Regions from separate parts of the Mus musculus genome. Here region 2 is linked to region 1. The links are chromatin loops, found by intact Hi-C in ENCODE. Cell type or tissue: left cerebral cortex. All regions are shown on one strand. Links, peaks and the distances in the headings refer to the core of each region. The heading gives the core; the rest is flanking DNA. Region 1 has its middle 25 kb from the start of Spred2. Region 2 holds the start of Gm32080 (a long non-coding RNA gene).

Region 1 (9,746 bases), core at 670-8,669:
GTTGGGTTTCTAGGGCAAGTCAGAATATCCAACAACCCAGAAAATGCAACAGCAAGCCAGCAAGAACCAGCCTCTGGAGCCCAGCAGGGATGCAGCCGCTGCCACAGGCCCTCTGAGGGGCTTACATTTATACCCTCTCCTGAGTCCCCAGAATGAAATATCTGCAACCGTCAAAAATCACCTTCCCTCCCAGCACAAAACAATCACAGTTAGCAGTTGTAGACAATCTGAAGGAGCCCCATATCCCACACCTGGGATTAAAACAATAACATAATCACATAACATATCTGGGTTTTTAAAGAAGCCAAAATTCTCACTACAGCTGGGAGAGTATTGTAGCTGGACCTTGGAAAAGGAAGAGTTCACTGGAAGATAAGAAGGGCGAAGCTTGGCACTCGAGGCCATGGGTACTAGGCATGAGAAACAGATGCTACAGCACGGCATCATGAGCCCACGTGGTTGAGGAAGCAGCTTCCCTAGAGAATGCACTCACTCTCCAGTATCTCCTCTGGCCTGCACATAGCATCAGTCCGCGAGGCTGAAGATGTGTGGAGCCTTTCATTACATGCACTCGTTTGGAGTTTAACTTGGTGGCAGATGGACCACTGAAGTGTTTTTGAGCATGAGAGAGAATGACCACATTTGCATTTTAGGTCAATTTTTTAAATTATATTTTATTTTAAAACGAGATGTTCCATGCACATTGTACAATCGTTGAAAACTGAAAGATCCCCCTCCTGCCAGCTTTTTATTTTTTATTTTTTAAAATTTTGTTTGAGACAAAGTCTCACTATGTAACTCTGACTTGTCCTGGAACTCACTCTGTAGACCAGGAGGGCCTCAAACTCACAGAGATCCCCCTGCCTCTGCTTCCTGACTGCTGGCATTAAAGGTGTGCACCACTCTGCCTGGCCCTCCTGTTGGCTTTCAATCATCATCCCCCTGCCCTTGGAACACTTGCTGTTTTCAGTTAGAAAGGTAAACTTTGCCAAGTGTTACAGCACAAGCCTAGAATCCCAACATTTGGGAGATTGAGGCAGGAGGATCAGAAATTGAAGGTCATCAATCAGCTTACAGGAGAAAGCATTTATTTAGCTCGCAGTTCCAAATTACAGTCTGTCATTATCAGGGCATCACAGCATAGGGTCCTGAAGCAACTGGTCACACTAGGTCTGCAATCAGAGGAAGGAAACAATGAATGTATGCATGCTAATGCTCAGCTTGCTTTCTTCACCCTTATGTAATTCAGGATCTACTTCCTAAAGAATGGTGCCACCCACAGTGGGCAATTTTCTCACCACAGTTACTGTAATCAAGATAATCCCTAACAGACATGCTCAGAGGCATATTCCACAGGGCATATGTTCCATTCTTTGTAGCTTATTTTTGAACTCAAGATGAAGAGATGGGATTGTAGGAATTATGGCCTTTCTAAGCTGAGCTGACTTTTCCCAACAGTTAGATCATGGGTAACCAACTTCCCAACAGCATCCATCCAGGAATTTTGGAACATGCAGACTTACATACACTTCATACTCTATTCCAAAGATAAGCATGATTTCTTATAAGCAACACAAGTTACCAGGAATAAGAAGGAAGCTCCATATGGTAGCCTATACTTGTAATCAAAGCACTCTGGAGGCTGAGACAGGAGGATTACACAAGTTTGAGACAACCTTGGGCTATATATCAAGTACCAAGCTACTTAGAACTATATAGTAAGGCTCCATTTTAGCTGGGGTTATTGGTATATGCTGGAATACTAATACATGGGGGGCAGAGTTAGGAAGATTGTTGCAAGTTTGAGGTCAGCTTGGTTAACATAACAAATTCCAGGCAAGCCAGGGCTACATAGGAAGACCCTATCTTTTTTTTTTTTTCTTTTTTTTTTTGTCTCCAAATTTTAAATAAATATTTAAAATAAAGAAACAAAAAAAGGAAAGAGGTGACATATTTCTTTCCAAATAGTTTTAACCTTTATTTTAATTTTATCTTCTACTTGCCTGTATGTCTGCATACTATGTGTGTGCAGAGCCAGAGGAGTCCAGAAGAAGGCACTGGAACCCCTAGGACTGGAGTTAAAGAGGTGCTGAGAATCAACCCTGGGGCCTCTGCAAGAGCAACAAATGCTCTTAACTGCTAAGCCATCTCTCCAACCCCAAGATATAGCTCTTCATGGTCTTTTCTTTCTTTCTTTCTTTTTTTAAGAATTATTTATTTATTATATGTAAGTACACTGTAGCTGTCTTCAGACACTCCAGAAGAGGGAGTCAGATCTTGTTACTGATGGTTGCTGGGGATTGAACTCAGGACCTCTCGAAGAGCAGTCAGTGCTCTTAACCTCTGAGCCATCTCTCCAGCCCCTTGACTCAAACTGGCTATGTGGCTGAGAGTGCCCTCAGCCTTCGGTTTCGACTGCCTTCCCTCCCCCCATTCTGGGGGAGGAGGCTGGGATTATAGTCTGTACCACCAGCTCAGTCTTACAGGATACGGATGCTTGAATGCACAGCTCTCTATCATGTTAGGAAAGCACACTGCTGACCTAGCTAATCCCTAGGTCTTTCCTTATGTTCTTAATGGTTGCTTCTTGCCTCCTAATGTTTCTGGAAGGGACTTGACTGACTTCTTGGGCAAAAGCTTCTGTTAGTTTCTACCATAGTGGGAGCAGGAAGTGGTGTGTTGTTCCTTAAGTTAAACATAACAAATCAGAGTAAGAGAGGAACACCTGAGACTGCAACAACCCCTATGGTTCTTGTGTTCTCTAGGCATTCCAGCGCAAGCACCTACGTTGTGGCACCAATGTCTGCAGTGCAGCCATCTCACAGGAGATCCTGCAGCCGCCTTTGCATCCGTACTTACTCTCTAGTCCACACTCCATCAGCTTCATGTTCCTTCATTTCCTGCTTAACGCTAATCCTGCTATCGCCAGGAAAATCCCATTCCAGGTTTTCAATGTTTCAAGCCATCCCCCTCTAACCACTCCCTCTGTGTCAGGGTCTCCTCTCTCCTCTTGTATTTAAGGCTGTCCTCAAACTCACTATGTAGCCCCAGACTGGCCTTGAACACAGTCCTCCTGTCTTGCTTTCTCAAGTGGCATGTGCCACTTTCCCACCCCCACCCCACTTCATTTCTTTTTTCTATCTTCAACTTTTTCCTTTATCACACACCGTTCACTGCTGGCCATCAAATTTGTTTCATCCTAAAAAGCAATTCCGTACTTGCCTATGTATTTCCCTCTAAATTCCGCATACGGGGCTGTCCGTGGGAAACTAAAAGAGGAGAAAGGACTCCTATAGAATAGTGGTTTCTGAGCAATAAAGCTAACTGAGAAAGGGGATGTGGAGGTTTTGGCAATGACTCTGGGTAAAGAGCTTGCTCTGCACGCATGAAGACCTGAGTTCAAATCTCTAATGCCCACAATAAAAGCTGGGCCAGGCAGCATGTGTTGCCATCCTAGCACTATTGGATCAGAGGCAGGCAGATCCCTGACGCTTACTGGCCAGCCAGCCCACCCAAATCAGTGAGCCCCAGATTCAGCAAGAGACTCTGCCTCAAAAACTAAGGCAGATGGGCTGGAGAGAGAGCTCAGTGGGAAAGAGCGCCTGCTGTGCAGAGTTTGGATCCTAACACCCGTGGGAAAAGCAGGGCATGGCTATAAGTGACTGTCATCCAGTTCCATGGGGGAGAGAGACAGGAGGAGCATTGCGGCAGGCCAGCAACCTATCCAGGTTCAGTGACAAACTTGTCTCTAGAAGGTAAGCCTGAAAGGGAGGGTACCCACCATCCTTCTCTGGCTCCTAATACCTCTCCTCTCCTTCCCTCCCTCCCTTATTTGCTCTTTCTCTCCTTCTCCACTGCCCCAACCCCCTGCAAGACACAGACTCACACAACAAACTTCCTATTTTTCTCTCCCCACATAGCTACACACACACACACACACACACACACACACACACACACACTGAAGGATATCAGATAGCAATGTGACGTGAATCAGGTAAACACGTAGGCGAGGATGGAATAATGAATGAAGAAAGGAGATTTAGTAAGTGAGTTGAGGACGTTTATTGGTCCATGTATAAAGTGAATAAAATGAATAGCGGCTGCCCATGTTATTGAGTAACGACATAAACTGCAGTTAAAAACACAAGAGAGGTTAGGTTTGGTTGGGAGCAGTTCTAGACCAGCCTGGGCTGTTGAGTGAAACCACATCTCAAACAAAGCAAACAAACAAACTCCACAAACCTCAGAACAAGTTTCCCTTTACCCCCTTGTCACCCCACTTGGTCCTCCTCAGCCACTGGGCAGATTGTCTATGGATTGGTGATGAGAGTTGATGGCAGATTAAGACAGACAGACAGACAGACAGACACACACACACACACACACACACACACACACACACACACACACACACAGGTAAAGCTGCCTGGAATATCCCTCTATACAGGGTGGGCCCGGGGATGGGAGAGCTTTGGAGCATGGCTTGCTGCCAGTCTTGAGGACTCTCGGCTTAAGAAGGTCCTAGACTCCCCTTCCTTTTCCTCTGGTGCAACACTGCTCGTGAAAATGCACTTCTCACATCTACTTTCCCTGAGTTTCTCTACACTGAAGTCTTCTCATTCAGTGTAGAGTTGTGCTCCTGACACTCGAAGCAAAGCAGATGGTTTTCCCTCCCCATAAGCAGGCAGCCATCTGGTGAGGGGGCATTTGGCTCAGGCTTGGGGAAGGAAGCAAGCCACCCAAGAATTCTACCTTATGCTCAAAATGCCATCATCCGTGATCATAACTAATGTTTATTGAGCACTTACTATGTGCCAGGCCCTGTTCTAAGTGCATCACATGTATCACAGTAATTCACTCACCATGAGACATAAGACTATTAATAGCAAAACCGTTAGGGACGGGAGAAACTAGGCACTGAAAGGTTAATTACTGGCTTAGGATATAGTTCAGTGGTAGAGCATGTGCCTATCTCACAGGAGACTTTGAGTTCAAGTCATAGCACAAGGAGAGAGACATGCACAGACAGAAACAGAAACAGAGAGAAACACACGAGAGAGAGAGAGAGAGAGAGAGAGAGAGAGAGAGAACCTGAATGATTGCATGATTGCTTTGTTGAGTTTAAGCAGAGGCAGGATGACTGCTGGTATTTCAGAGCCATCCTGGTCTACATAGTCTCAAGCAGCCAGTACTACATAGTAAGACCCTGCTTCAGAACATCAAACCAAAGGAAACAAACAAAGAGGTTAAATTACTTTCTCTCTGTGTTAAGTAGGGGTGAAAGCAGGGTCTGAACTCAGGCACCCTTGCTCTGAGGCTCAGAACGAGACTCACAACATGTAAGTTCCTGGTATTTAGACACAGCCCCGAGGATCTCTCTGTGTCTCTACCTCTCTCTCTGCTCTCTTTTTCACTCTGTGTTTGCTCACACATAGCCACCTATGCTATCTACATTGAGCAGCTGATAGGAAAATCTATTTGAGTCATTCACAGTTGTCTTAGTTAGGGTTTTACTGCTGAGAACAGACACCATGATCAAGGCAACTATTATAAGGACAACATTTAATTGGGGCTGGCTTACAGGTTCAGAGGTTCAGTCCATTATCATCAAGGCGAGAGCATGGCAGCATGCAGGCAGGTATGGTGCAGGAGGAGCTGAGAGTTCTATATCTTTATCTGAAGTCTGCTAGCAGAATACTGGTTTTCAGGCAGCTAGGATGAGGGTCTCAAAGCCCATACCCACAGTGACATACCTACTTCAACAGGGCCACACCTTCTAATAGTGCCACTCCCTGGGCAGAGCATATACAAACCATCACAACAGTGCTATGTAAATGAGACCCTTGGGTGACTTCCTGCACACCTGACAGCAGGTCATCCAGACTTGGGAAGTCTGACATTGAGGAAGAAGCATTTCCTGCATGGACTTATCATTCACTGGGCATGAATTAGAGCCTGACTTGTGCTATCTTATATTACTTTATTTGCTTTTCATAGACATAAACTCTCTCATAAATAAAAATGCCCATTTTGGGCTGGAGAGATGGCTCAGTGGGTAAGAGCACTGACTGCTCTTCTGAAGGTCCTGAGTTCAAATCCCAGCAACCACATGGTGGCTCACAATCATCCATAGTGAGATATGACACTCTCTTCTGGTGTGTCTAAAGACAACTACAGTGTACTTACATATAATAATAAATAAAAAATCTTTTAAAAAATGCCCATTTTACAGATGAATATGAAAGGAATACCTAAGGCAGCCATGATGGTATTGGTACTCCAGTACTTGGGAGTAGGAGGCAGTGTCACCCAGTGGTTAGGATCAGAGCCTGAACCCTTAAAGTCCTAGCACGATAGGTTTGACCACTGGGCCTCAACAGGCTGAGATAAATAATAAGAAGAAGCAGAGAAAGGGTGCCATCACATTGGAAATAGGAACAGGAGGGCAGGTCCTATTCCCTGCCAAAGTCTATCTTTGGGATCCAGACATGTGATTTCAGTTTAAATAGAGTGCAAGAGGTCTGCAGACCTAAGCGGCTCTGATAAGGTATAGCTATGCCCACAATTGACCCTTCACTGTCTCAGGTGCAATATCCCCTGCAAGACGGTCTGACAAGTTATCAGAGCTGTGTAGACCCCCCTCCCCCAACCACGTTTACTAGGATTCATCTTTTTCTTCTCCCAGATTGAGATCCTGCAGGGCAGGTTACAGCAGGATGACCGGGAAGGCCAACCTGGTCTACAGAGCACATGGAAGCCAGCCTGAGTTACAAGGGACACTGTCTCAGGAATATCAACAAAACAAACCCACAGATGACTATGCACAACCAAAATAGAGGCGTGTAAAGAGGTATGAAGTTGGGCTAGGGGCATAGCTGAGTCGGGAGAATGCTTGCCTGATGTACACAAAGCCTTGGGTTGAATTCCCAGCAATTTGTAAACTAAGAATGGTGAAACAGGCCCACAGCCTGACACTTAGGAACTGGGCATAAGAACGGGGCATTCAAGACCATTCAGATGTATCATGAGTGTGAGGTCAGCATGGGCTAAATGACATCCTATCTCAAAACTACAACAACGTCCAACAACAATAAGAATTAAGACTTAGCCAAATTATTCATGTTTTTCATTCTTAGGAAAAATACTTTATCTTTCTTAAATTAAGTCTTCTAATTTTTACTTTTATAAATCTGAATACAAGTTGTTCAAGAGACCCCAAAACATTATAGACTACTGCTATTGCTCTTGGTTGTTCCCCCTCCCTCAAGATAGAAGGTAAGCCCCTATGCCAAGGACATCGTGCACTTCAGCCACAGGGTACAGAGGCCCCTGATTAGGAACTGACTTGAATGTCCCCTCCCTGAGGACTGGCTTTTGTGGTATTAGAAGCTGCCATGCAAGATTCCAAAAGAGGGAAGCAACCTGTATAGTTCTACCGAGCAATGACACCTACGAAACACAGTAATTACCTGAGATACAGTATATGGCATGATATCCCTAAGGGTATAATAGTGGCAGGTATACCTTGGTGGTAACCAACAGCTCTCTAATTGGACTATTTGAAGACTTGTTCAACAAGAGGAAAATCAAGCTGGGCATGGTGGTGCACGCCTTTAATCCCAGCACTTGGGAGGCAGAGGCAGGCAGATTTCTGAGTTCGAGGCTAGCCTGGTCTACAGAGTGAGTTCCAGGACAGCCAGGGCTACACAGAGAAACCATGTCTCGGGAAAAAAAACAAAAAAACAAAAAAAACAAAAAAACCAACCAACCAAACAAACAAACAAACAAAAAAAACAACAAAAAAAGAAAACTTCTCTCTGCAACAGGTGGAGACCATTTAAAAAAAAAAAACCAACAATCAATCAAAACACAGAGTTGTGGAACTGAGTCCCAACAAATACATCTACAAACCACTAAGCCTCAGGGGACATTGTGGAAGCCAGAGGATCAGGGACTTTACTGTATGATTGTGTCTCCGAGCCATGTTAGCAAATGCACCCACAAGCCTCAGCAACACAACTGCCTAAACAAGAGCTGAGCAAGGACAACAACGGACCTGCCAAAGTGGGTGGGGAAAAGACCACAAGGCCTCAACCCTACACAAAGAGCTACAGGCAACTAAGGGATGCTGAGCACAGGAGAGACAGTCTTTCCCAGGGAAGAACACATCCATTGCTTATCCAATACCAGATGGTCAGCCCTGAAAACAAGCATACAAGTAACATTATACAGACTGAGGAGTTTATATTTAGGAATATATATATGTATCTACATATACATATATGCATGAAACAACAAAAAGGCCATGGATTTGACAGAGAGAGCAAGGAGGGATTTAAGAAAAGGGGAAAATGATGTATTTACAATATAATCTCAAAAATAAAAGAAATAATTAAAAAATGTTTTAATAACTGCTTGGAGAGCTGGCTCAGTGGGTAAGAGTGTGAGGATTCTTGCAGAGGCCCCAAGTTCAGATTCCTAGGACTCATATGTGACTCAGAACCATCTGTAGCTACAGTTCTCGAGGATCGATGCCCTTTCTAGCCTCCACAGGCGCTGCACACGTGGTCCACATACAAGGGGTCAGGTAAAACTGTCATACACATAAAAGTAATAATTAAAAAACATTTGAGTAACTATGTAACAAGTCTCACTTCTCCCAATATGAGTACTCAGAAATGTAACTCACAGCCAACAGTAACTAACCATTTTCTAGCCTTCAATTTGCATCAAATCTCGTTATGATAAGGTATTTTCAAGATAACCTAAGTCCACTGTAAAAGGTAAACATCAGTCTTGTGGGGCAAGTGGAACTGTGTCACCAGACTGTGTCACCAGACAAAAACTGGGAAGGCTGAGTGGACCCAGAAACCTCCGTAAATTCTCATGTCTGGCACCGGGCATGGTGGCGCATGCCTTTAATCCCAGCACTCGGGAGGCAGAGGCAGGGAGATTTCTGAGTTCAAGGCCAGCCTGGTCTACAAAGTGAGTTCCAGGACAGCCAGGGCTACACAGAGAAACCCTGTCTTGAAAAACAAAACAAAAACAAACAAACAAACAAACAAACACCAAAAAAAAAAAGAAGGAAAGAAAAGAAAAGAAAAGAAAAGAAAAGAAAAGAAAAGAAAAGAAAAGAAAAGAAACACTCTCATATCTGAGATCGGTAAGCATTTCATCTACTCATACCCAGTTCCTGTCCTGGATCACATGATGAAAGCATCCCACAGAAAGATCATGACCACTAGTCACATAGCACAGAACATGGAACACCGAGTTCTCCATGCTAGTGAGGTATCTAGATAGGCTGCCCTGAGGGTTTAGCCAATAAGCTTCCCTTCCCAGCATTCTTTCCTGGAAAAAGTATTTAATCTCTGGTCCACCCTGAGTATCGTATATACCCATTTCCCATGATGAATAGTGAAAAGCAAAGGCTGTCTTTCTCATCAAGAACCACCATGGGGGGAACCTTCGATATACAGAGCTGACTAAGTCTCCCCAGCCTGGGGCTCAATGCTGACCAGTATGGCCTCCTTGTTCCCAACTACACGACTGAATGCCCAGGAATTTGGGAACCCCTGCCTCCTTGGCCTTATCCTGCCTCATCTCTCACCCAGGCTGGGGTTGCTATCTTATGTTATGTTTGCAGCCTAACGCCTCTGCATTTAGTCTGTTAGTGTTTTAATTTAGTGTTTTAGCGAACACTGACCCACAAATCTAAGGATACGAGAAAAAAAATCCACACT
Region 2 (9,746 bases), core at 1,008-9,007, 140 kb before region 1:
ATGGAGGGCCATTGAAGACAAGCACATCTTAAAGCATGTACCTCATGACATGTAATGACTTAGTGGCCCCCCAAAATGTCATTCAGGGCCCTCTGGAAATGCCAGGGTGGAGAAGCAGCAAAATGGCCATATCAAGATAAGGCCACAGGGTCAGAACTGAGACTACCTAAGTGGGGCCAGGACTCTAGCGCTGCCACTTCCATGGATATAGGGGTTTGGCATCGCCCCGTGTGAGACAGAGCATGCCAAGTCACTATGTCTCTGGGGAAAAACCCATCTGCTCTAAGCCTTCATTTTTTTAATCTGTTAAATGACATGCGTTGACCAAATCTGTAGCTCTCAATGTAATCTATGTGTCAGAGTCCATGGGGGAGTTGGGGAGGAGCACAGCACCGCAGTTTCTAGGATACCCCAGATCGCTTGAATCAGAATGCAGACAGTGACATTCGGAATTTTCTAAAGTTCCCTGGTGATTCTTCTGCAAGCCAAATGTGAAAGCCACAGCCCGAATGATTTAAATGTCCATCTGGGTTCCTAGGAGTCTGAGAATGGAATATTCGGAAGAACTGGCTTTTCTGGGGAGTTTAGAATTCACCGCCAGGAATTCCTTTTTGTTTCCGTTCCCATCTTTTCTAACGTGAACACACGCAAGTCCTTCCCAGCTCAGATTCTGTGGTCAGGGAGAGGGTTTTTCCGAGGTGAGTTTTCTGTAAATGTAGGACTCAGACTGGTTGCATTGCTGGTTTTTGTTTGTTTGGTTTGGTTTTTTAGTTTTTACAATCCGCTTATTTTATATATATGAGTACACTGCAGCTGTCCTCAGATACACCAGAAGAGGGCGTAAGATCCCACTACAGATGGTTGTGAGCCACCATGTGGTTGCTGGGAATTGAACTCAGGACCTCTGGAAGAGCAGTCAGTGCTCTTACCCGCTGAACCATCTCCCTGGCTGGCTTTGTTCCCATCCCCGCTGTCTGTCTTTGTGAATGACTGGGTCTTGTCCAGCCCAGGCTGCCCTCCACCTCACTGTGTAGCTGAGGATAACCCTGAACTCCAGCTTCTCCCCTCTCAGTCTCCCCAGCGCTGGGATCATGGCGTGTATTAGCTGTCTATGAGCACCACTCAGCACCACTGAGAACTTCATTCTTCTTTTATTTCCACTTTGAAAATCTCCTTTTTTTTTTTTTTTTTTTTTTTTTGGTTTTTTTGAGACAGGGTTTCTCTGTGTAGCCCTGGTTGTCCTGGAACTCACTCTGTAGACCAGGCTGGCCTCGAACTCAGAAATCCACCTGCCTCTGCCTTCCAAGTGCTGAAATTAAAGGCGTGTGCCACCATGCCCAGCTTGAAAATCTCCTTTTAAGTATATAACTTGAACTTCCAATAAATTCATAATATGGGACCATCTCAAGTTTTTTTTTTTTTCTAGAAAGAGCAAACACACACACACAGTGGGGGTGGGGAGAGGAAAGGGCGGGGAAAATGGAGGGAGAGAGAGAGAGAGAGAGAGAGAGAGATTGAGATTTTATGCTAGGGGCAGAGTATCTTAGTGTTAGACCACTTGCCTAACAGCCTGTGCATGATAGGCAAGTGCTGAGGGTGGAACCCTAGGCCATCCCCATGCTAGGCCATCCCTATGCTAGGCCACCAACTGCTCTAGGTGACATCCCCAGATGCAGCCCAGTTTGCTCATATCTATGTGGGCCTATAGTTTCTGCCTCACTGGGTAACTGTCAAGTCTGAGGGAAACAATAGTCCTATCCCCCAGGGGCTGACACACTGGGAACTCAATAGCTGTCAGTACTACTCTCTGAGGAGGTCACTAAATTCTGTGCCCCCAAAAGACAGACAATGTGGTTGGTCATGGGTATGATGTGGTCAGATTCCAGTATAAATGGTTGTGAGCCGCCCTGGGAATTGAACTCAGGACCTCTGGAAGAACAGTTAGTGCTCATAACCACTGAGTCACCTCTCCAGCCTGTTCTCTCTCTGTGTGTCTCTCTCTGTCTCTCTCTCTCTCTCTTTTTAACTTTATTTTATTTAATGTACAAGTGTTCTGCTGCATATACATCCGCCTGCCTGAAGAGGGCATCATATCCCCCTATAGATGATTGTGAGCCATATTGCTGAGAATTGAACTCAGGACCTCTGGAAGAGCAGCCAGTGCTCTTAACCGCTGGGCCATCTCACCAGACCCTGCTTTCTCTTTTAAAGTGGTTTCTTATGTCTCTAATATGGTAGTCCTTCTGTACTCATGGCTTCAGTTTCCTGTGATCATCTGTGGTGTAAAATAAGTGGAGAGCAGCCTAGGCTGGCAGTTCCCTCTTAAGAAGGAAAGATTCCTCTGCCATGGAGTCCTGCAATGTGATCGACAAACCAGCCTTTTATGATTGACAATGGATATAGTTAAAGCTGGTTTCACTGGTGACCAGATCCTCAAATATGGCTTTCCAAACTGTGTGGGCAGATCCAAATGTTTGTCATGGCAGGAGCCCTGAAAGGTGGCTCCAAAGCTGAGAATCACTGTTGTCATCCACAACCCCATGGAACAGGGCATCGCCAAAGACTGTCTCCCCTGCTCACCATTCTGTGCTGTCCATGCCTCTGGATCAGCCTGAGAACTGGGCTGGGGTTAAGTTCTGTCTGGTTTTGCTTCAGTTTGGGTTTGAGAGACTGAAAAAGCAGTCTAGCCATGGTTAGAGACTGGGTTCAGGAGAGAACAGGGTACACTCATGTCCACCTGGAAACCAGGTAGGAATTAGGAGCGCACTGGGCATTGAGGACAGGGGATAGCTTCAGGGTTAATTTACAAGCCCCAGCCACATCCAAGGGCCCAGAGACACTGTAAGGACTGTGGGCTGCAGGTCCTGCTGTTGGCTTCTCCTATGTCCTGGTTTCCATACCATTGGCAGTTTAATTTATGGACGCATTTGTTCAGTAAAGGGACTACAGAGAGTGCTCGCTGTCTCCTGCCCACCCGGTCACTTTGCTTACACTAATGTTTACAGCACCTAGGCTTCCCGTAGCATCTAGGCCTCTGTCATTCCCTGCTGATGGAGAACTGACAGTATTCATGGGCCTCAGGACCCTGTGATTGGAGGCTGCACACGAAGGCACCCCAGCCAGCCTCTTCCTTTCTCCTAACCCCACTTGCCCACTGCCCTGGAACCAACAGGCTGGTTGTGGTTGGATTTTCTAAGACAGAAGCAGCATCTCTGTGGCAGAGGCCCCCTTGCGAGGGAGGTGTGTTAGAGATCTAGACCCTTTAAAATTAAGAAAGCTGCAGTTACCCCTTGCCTTTAGCCACTCTAATTGACCAGGAGACTAAGTCAAAGTGGCAGGGAGACCCCTTCTGGGTTGGTCAGATTGGAGAGAAGGAGCCAGACCAAAGTGCCAAGATCTAATGGCTCCAGCCTTGTCCTCAGAAGTGGTCCAAGGGCCTTTGTACCCAGTACAAGGCTAGGGTGAAACGGTCTTCACTGGCACCCCACCCCCACCCCAATGATTCCAAGTCTCACCTCAGTTCCAGATTCCAGACTGTATTCTTTCCCCACCATCTTATGCCCCTGCCAGATGTGAGGCGAAGCTGGTGTGTGTGGATCAGTGTGGCAGCCATGGACTGCAGTGCGCTTAAAATAGGTCACAGCCTAGCAAAGCCACTGTAGCCTGCTGGGGCCAAGTGTATCTAAATAAAGTCATTCTAATAAATTAATAATAATAACAAGTGTAAAACATTCCACAGGCTTTAAATAACTTCTTTAGTATAGTATTTAATTTTATTATTAGTTATTACTGTTGATCTCTTACTGTGCCTACCTTATAAATTATTTTTTTATTTTATTATTTTATGTCTATGAATGTTTTGCCTGCATGCATGTGAGTGCTGAGGTCAGAAGAGGGAGTTGGATACCTGGAACTGGAGTTACAGATGGTTGCAGGCCATTATGTCGGTGCTGGGAACTGAACCCAAGGTCTCTGCAAGAGCAAGTGCTCTTGACCACTGAGCCATCTCTCCAAGACCTGAATTCTGCTGCATCATGGCTATGTGTGTATAGGAAGCCACTGTGTACCTGTTAGGTGCTGCTTCCTATACTTAAAGGCATTCACCAGGGTCCTGGAGCGTGTCTGCCACGGTTAGGGGAACTTCTGTTCAAATGCTGTCTTGTTGCTACTTGGCATGCCCATGCATACCTTTGGCTCTGCCACTTTTCTGTTCTTGCACAAGTAGCTCCTGATCTTCATCCCTTCTATCTGAATCAGTCATCGTCACAGGGCAGGTGGCCACATTATCACTGCCTGCGCAGCTGTGCGTGGGGGCTTTTATTTTGAAACACATGCTACTTTATTATCTGCTACCTTCTCTTAGCCTTTGTGTCAGAAGACTGGTTCCCAAGTAGGGGTGTCTTGTCTCACTGCCCCCCCCCCTTGGACATTTGGCAGTCTCTGGAGACATTCTTTGTTGCCACGCCTAGAGGCAGATGTTGCTGGCATCTTGAGAGCCTGGGATGCTAATGAGCACAGTGATTCATAGCATAGTCCCCAAACACCCATACCAGGCCTGAGAAGCTCTGCTTAAGAATCATGAAACTTTGGTTTTGTTTTTCAACACAGTGTTTCTCTGTGTAGTCCTGGCTGCCCTGCAACTTACTCTGTATGTAGAGCAGGCTGGCCTCAAACTCAGAGGTCCACCTGCATGTACCACCACTCCCACCCATCCCCCCAACACACACAAGAATTTTTAGATGTCTATATATAGGTCATATAATCTATGCGTTTCCTGTGAGATGATAAAGGGAGTTTACCAAGTATTTATTGTAAAAGGCTTTAAGCCACTGAAATGACAAAATGAGATGCTGGAAACAGCTCAGTGATGCTTGCCTGGAGAGACGGGGTTTCCATCCTCAGTGTTTGGGGTGTCAAAATAAAAGGACACGGTTGGGGTATATTTTGGACTTCCCACTTCTGCCATAGCCACAGAACATACATGTGAATAGAAACTGTCCTTGGGGGGGCTGGTGAGATGGCTCAGTGGGTAAGAGCACCCGACTGCTCTTCCGAAGGTCCGGAATCTGTAACAAGATCTGACGCCCTCTTCTGGAGTGTCTGAAGACAGCTAAGTGTACTTACATATAATAAATACATCTTTAAAAAAAAAAAAAAAAAGAAAGAAAGAAACTGTCCTTGGAAACAAGTTCTACCCCTTGGTTCCCTGGGGAAGCCCCATCCAGGGTTTCGGAATTGCTGTGTGCATTCTAGCGGCATTTGGTGATATTTGCTCAGCACCTGGTTGGTGTGTTCATGTAAGTTTTTCAGGTATGTGAGAGGGTCCGAGGCTTCCACAGGGTCTGTGTATGACACCCTTCCACAGCACCAGCCCTGAGTCTCACTGCACCAGATTTCCTAACCTACGGACCACAGCTGCAGGGAAGGCTTCCTTCCCTGCCACAAATATCCAGAGAAGAATGTCTCATAATTACAAGAAGGCATGGCATTTGATGTGACCAAAATGTGGGAGAAGCCAGCTTGCATATAGTGCCATTTAGCACATTCCTGCTCAAGATGTATCAGGCAGCCTCCTTACAAGTGGCATTCAACAAATGGAATGGAAAATTCCAGAGTGCAAATGAAAACGGAAGAAGCAGACAGGTGGAGGCGAGCTTTAGCATGGGGGTTCCATCATTGATCCTGCTGTGTGGTTGAGGGCACAACCATATCGGCTCTGTGAGTTGCTGAATGTCCCCTTCTGGTAAAAAACAAACATGAGGGATGTGATGTGCCTTGCAGGCGTCCCCACATGAGCTATACTCCCACTTTTTTTTTCCATGAATAAATCCACAGATGGCCTCCATTATGTCAGAATGGGAACCTGACTGGAGAGGGGTCCTCTGGGGACTGCCTGGGGGTGACTGCCATAGGTCTGGGATCCTTGCTGCATTTTGAGAGCACCTAGGTGCAGATTAAATTCTCATTCCCCCCATGAGGCAGAGTGGAGGGACTACTGCAGCAGCTAAGTCAAGGGTAGAGCAGGGCAGCCGCCCACCCAGGCTCCAAAAGCAATATTGCACAGACACAGCGTCTGCCCACTTTCTGCCTGATTGGGGCCCCATCCTTTGCTCTGTAGTGCAACCATCCTTAGAGCCAATTTCCTCCACACCTGCAGGGCAGGGCAGGCTCTGTGCAGTCAGCCAGGCCCCTCATCCCCCTCTTCAGGACCCCAGCTCCCCAGCTCAATCTCTTTCCTGCTGTGGGCCCCCAAGCCTTGGCTTTCAACAACCACATCTGCTTGGTGGAGAAATGGGTGGGTCCCAAATAGCAGCTTCTGGCACCCTCAGAGCCTGAGGCTCCTTCTCAGTCTTGTAGAATTAGACTTTCAACAAGGATAAATAGATAGGTCTCCAAGGTCAGTCAGTCACCCAGGGTCTAGTTAGTACCTTCAGCAATAAAAACAGTCCCAGGGCCGCAGGCAAGGGGACTGGCCCTCGCTCAGCCCCACCCCCATGCCTGCAGTCTGGCCTCCTGTGGGGCAGAGAGGTCCTGCTAGTCCCTCAGAAAGCAGACTGGACTTTGAATGGCTCCCTGTCTTCTTGTCCAACTGTGTGCCCCACGGTGCTGATTCAATTACCTCAGTCTCCTAAGTGCTGGACAACAGGCATGAGCCCTTATGTCCAACCGAGAGGGTGTTTTGTTTTGTTTTGTTTTTTTGTAAAGTGGCACAGCTAGCAAGTTACTCAGCTGGAACTACTGCTTCTGGGCTGACACACTGTCTAGCTCTCTCTCTTCCTCCTTCCCTCCCTTCTCTCCCTCCCTTCTCTCCCTCCTCTCTCTCTCTCTCTCTCTCTCTCTCTCTCTCTCTCTCTCTCTCTCTCTCTCTCTCTCTCTCTCTCTCTCTCTCTTTCTTTCCGAGACAGGGTTTCTTTGTGTAGCGCTGGCTGTCCTGGAACTCACTCTGTAGACCAGGCTGGCCTCGAACTCAGAAATCTGCCTGTCTCTGCCTCCCAAGTGCTGGGATTAAAGGCATGTGCCACCACTACCTGGCCTCTCCCTCCCTTCTTCCCTGTCTTCCTCCCTTCTCTCCCTCTTTTCCTCCCTCTCTCCCTCCCTCCCTCCTTTCTTTCTTCCTTCCTCCTGGGTCACAAGGACAAAAGCAGTTTGTAAGCTCAGTTCTCCGGAGGCCAAGGCTAGAGAACTACTGAGGGCTGGAGAGATGGCTCATCAGTTAAGAGAACTGGCTGCTCTTCTAGAGGTCCTGAGTTCAAATCCCAGCAACCACAGGTGGCTCACAACCATCTGTAATGGGATATGAAGAAAGATTCATAAAGAAAGATTCTATGATGGGATATGAAGAAAGAATGGGATTCTAAAGAGAACAATAGTGTACTCATATAAATAAAATAAATATATAAATCTTGAAAATCTTAAGACAAACAAACAACAAAGCAGCGTGGAAAATGCTGCTCAAGAGCACTGCCGTGCATGCGCATGCGCACACAGATATGTTCTAAAAGGGGGAGGCGGGCATGTTTCACGTACGACTCACGCCTCTGTGCTGCTGGAGAAGACACCACAGGACCTCGGGTTCCCATGCCCCTCACCAAGGCAGCATCCTTCCATGAGTGGAGAGGCTCGTGGGCTCTGGGCGGCAGAAGGCAACGGTCCCAAGGTCCCCTCCAGCCCCAGCATTCTGTTTCTGTTTCTGAGAAGTGTGGCCATCACACCCAGGAGACAAAGAGGCCTGAAATTTGGATTTCCCAAATAAGTCCACTGACTCAAGTCTCTCTGGTGTTCTGTTATATGCCAGGTGCTCTTCCGGGACACTGGACAAAGAAGAGAAAGAAAAAATCCGGAGAATAGCTGAAACATGTAACTAAAGATTTCAGGGGAGTGAGTATGGTTGACCCAGTATAAGGCGTGAGGGGGAGGGAGGATGGAATTCAGCCCAGGGCCCCACACATGCGAGGCAAGCTCTTAGCCCTGGTTTGTTTTTCTTTCTTTCTTACTGGGATCTCTGGCTGGCCTCATAATGGAAACTTGCAGCAATCCTTCTGCCTCTGCTTCCTCAGTTCCGGGATTACAGGTGACCTCACAATACTTGGAGGGAGGGGACAGTAGTTGCCAGACATGATAGCACTGGACCTTCATTTCAGGCCTCAGGGGGCAGAGGCAAGCGGATTTCCATGAGTTCCAGGCCAACACACACACACACACACACACATACACACACACACACACACACACACACACACACACACACACACGACAAAAACTGATCAAAAGTAACCTGGAGAAAGTGAGGGAGGAAGCCACACAGACACCGAGGGCAGTGTACTTCAGATGAGGGAACAGTAAATGTGAAGGTTCTGAGGCAGGAACGTGTCTGAAGACCAAGGGAGCCAGTGTGTGTGGCTGTGGGAATAAAAAGAAGGGGGTAGAGAGATGGTTCCGTGGTTCAGAACCCTTGCTGCTCTTACCTATGACCTGGGTTCAATTCCCAGCACCCACGTGGTGGCTCGACCATGTGCAACGCCAGTTCTGTAGGCTCTGCTGCCCTCTCCTTCTGCCCTAGAGCACCAGGCTCACACGTAATGCTCTATGTATACCATATATTAAAAAAAATTTTTTTTTTTTGAAGAAATAAACTTGAAACTAGGTAATAAGAACCAGGCTAGATCCTCTTCCACTCAGCCCTGCAGGAGAACCTAGGCCACCCCCAGGAATGCCACAGTGACCGCTGCACTAAAGCTTTGCCCTCTGGGTGTGTGGCATCCTGCAGAGGGTCCAGAGTCGGTTGGCTGGCAGCTTTGCTGTGTGGAAGGAAGTGCTTAGCGGGGAAGAGCGGGAGTGGCTGAATCCCTGCCAGACTCATAATGCTTTCAGAGTCTGTTCTTCCCATGGGTAGGAGGAGCCTCTTCCTTAGCATCCTCCATGGAAGCTCCCGGAGATAATGAAGCTCACCCCATCCACCCCCACCGCCACCCCCACACGGAGCAGTTTTGGGAAATCACGTGGAGCAGCACAGGTTTTAAGGAGGCTTTGGGGACTGTTAATAGAAGGCTGAGCGGGATACAGGAAGAGGCTGTAAAGAGTGCCTGCCTTCCCTGAGATGTGGCCAGGTGATGAAATATTAATGCTGCTCCTGACTGTTGAGGGAGTGTGCCTAATGATGTCATCAGATATCTGGGCAGGGGGTCAAGTGTGCAGTGAGTTTTGGGCTCAATCAAAAATTGCTCAGTGGGTGCTACGAATGGATTGCCGGAGTGCTCAATTTCTGGAGTGCTGGGATTTTAAGTGTGAACCATCACAAGTGCCTCAGCCCATCACATCTTAGGTGCCTTTAGGACTTTCTGTTGCTGCTAGTAACAGTGTTGTATGGAGCATCTTCAGGGAAATGCCCCTACACAGATCTGGGAGCCACATCGTCTTTTTGTTTTGAGACAGTTTCTTATGTGGTCCAGGCTGGCCTCAAAGTTGCGAATAACCTTGAACTCCTGATTCTCCGGCCTCTAGGGACTACAGCATGCAGCAGCACACCAGGCTGAATGCTGCCTTTTGATAACAAAAACAAGATGGCATTACAAAATCGTTGAGGAGGGCTGGAGAGATGGCTCAGCAGTTAAGAGAAATGGCTGCTCTTCCAGAGGACCTGGGTTCAATACGCAGCAACACACAACTGTCTGCAACTCCATTTCCAAGGGATCTGACAACCGTACACAGGCATGCATGGAGGCAGAACACTAATGTACATAGTTAAT

What was found. A loop is a pair of places that touch in the nucleus more often than their neighbours do. Peaks named below come from ENCODE experiments on the same cell type or tissue, not always from the same donor. Only the 100,000 strongest peaks of a DNase experiment are listed, where the experiment ranks them.
Region 2: it touches region 1 in a loop (9-fold over the local background); 1 of 42 quality-filtered maps calls a loop at or near these places.

Annotation. Positions count from the first base shown.
Region 1 is chr11:19,894,791-19,904,536 of GRCm38, reverse strand. No RefSeq gene overlaps it. Among named protein-coding and RNA genes, the nearest start is that of Spred2, 25 kb to the left of the region's middle. In left cerebral cortex, for the core only: no CTCF peak of the experiment used is centred there; DNase peaks (open chromatin) are centred at 3,581 and 4,702; H3K27ac peaks cover 809 bases.
Region 2 is chr11:20,038,129-20,047,874 of GRCm38, reverse strand. Gm32080 (a long non-coding RNA gene) reads right to left here and starts at 8,199. Exons shown (of 2, transcript XR_381074.4): 1 at 7,995-8,199; 2 at 7,398-7,811. In left cerebral cortex, for the core only: CTCF peaks have their summits at 2,082 (motif pointing right), 5,111 (motif pointing left) and 8,814; DNase peaks (open chromatin) are centred at 4,461, 5,539, 7,996 and 8,928; H3K4me3 peaks cover 284 bases; H3K27ac peaks cover 3,560 bases.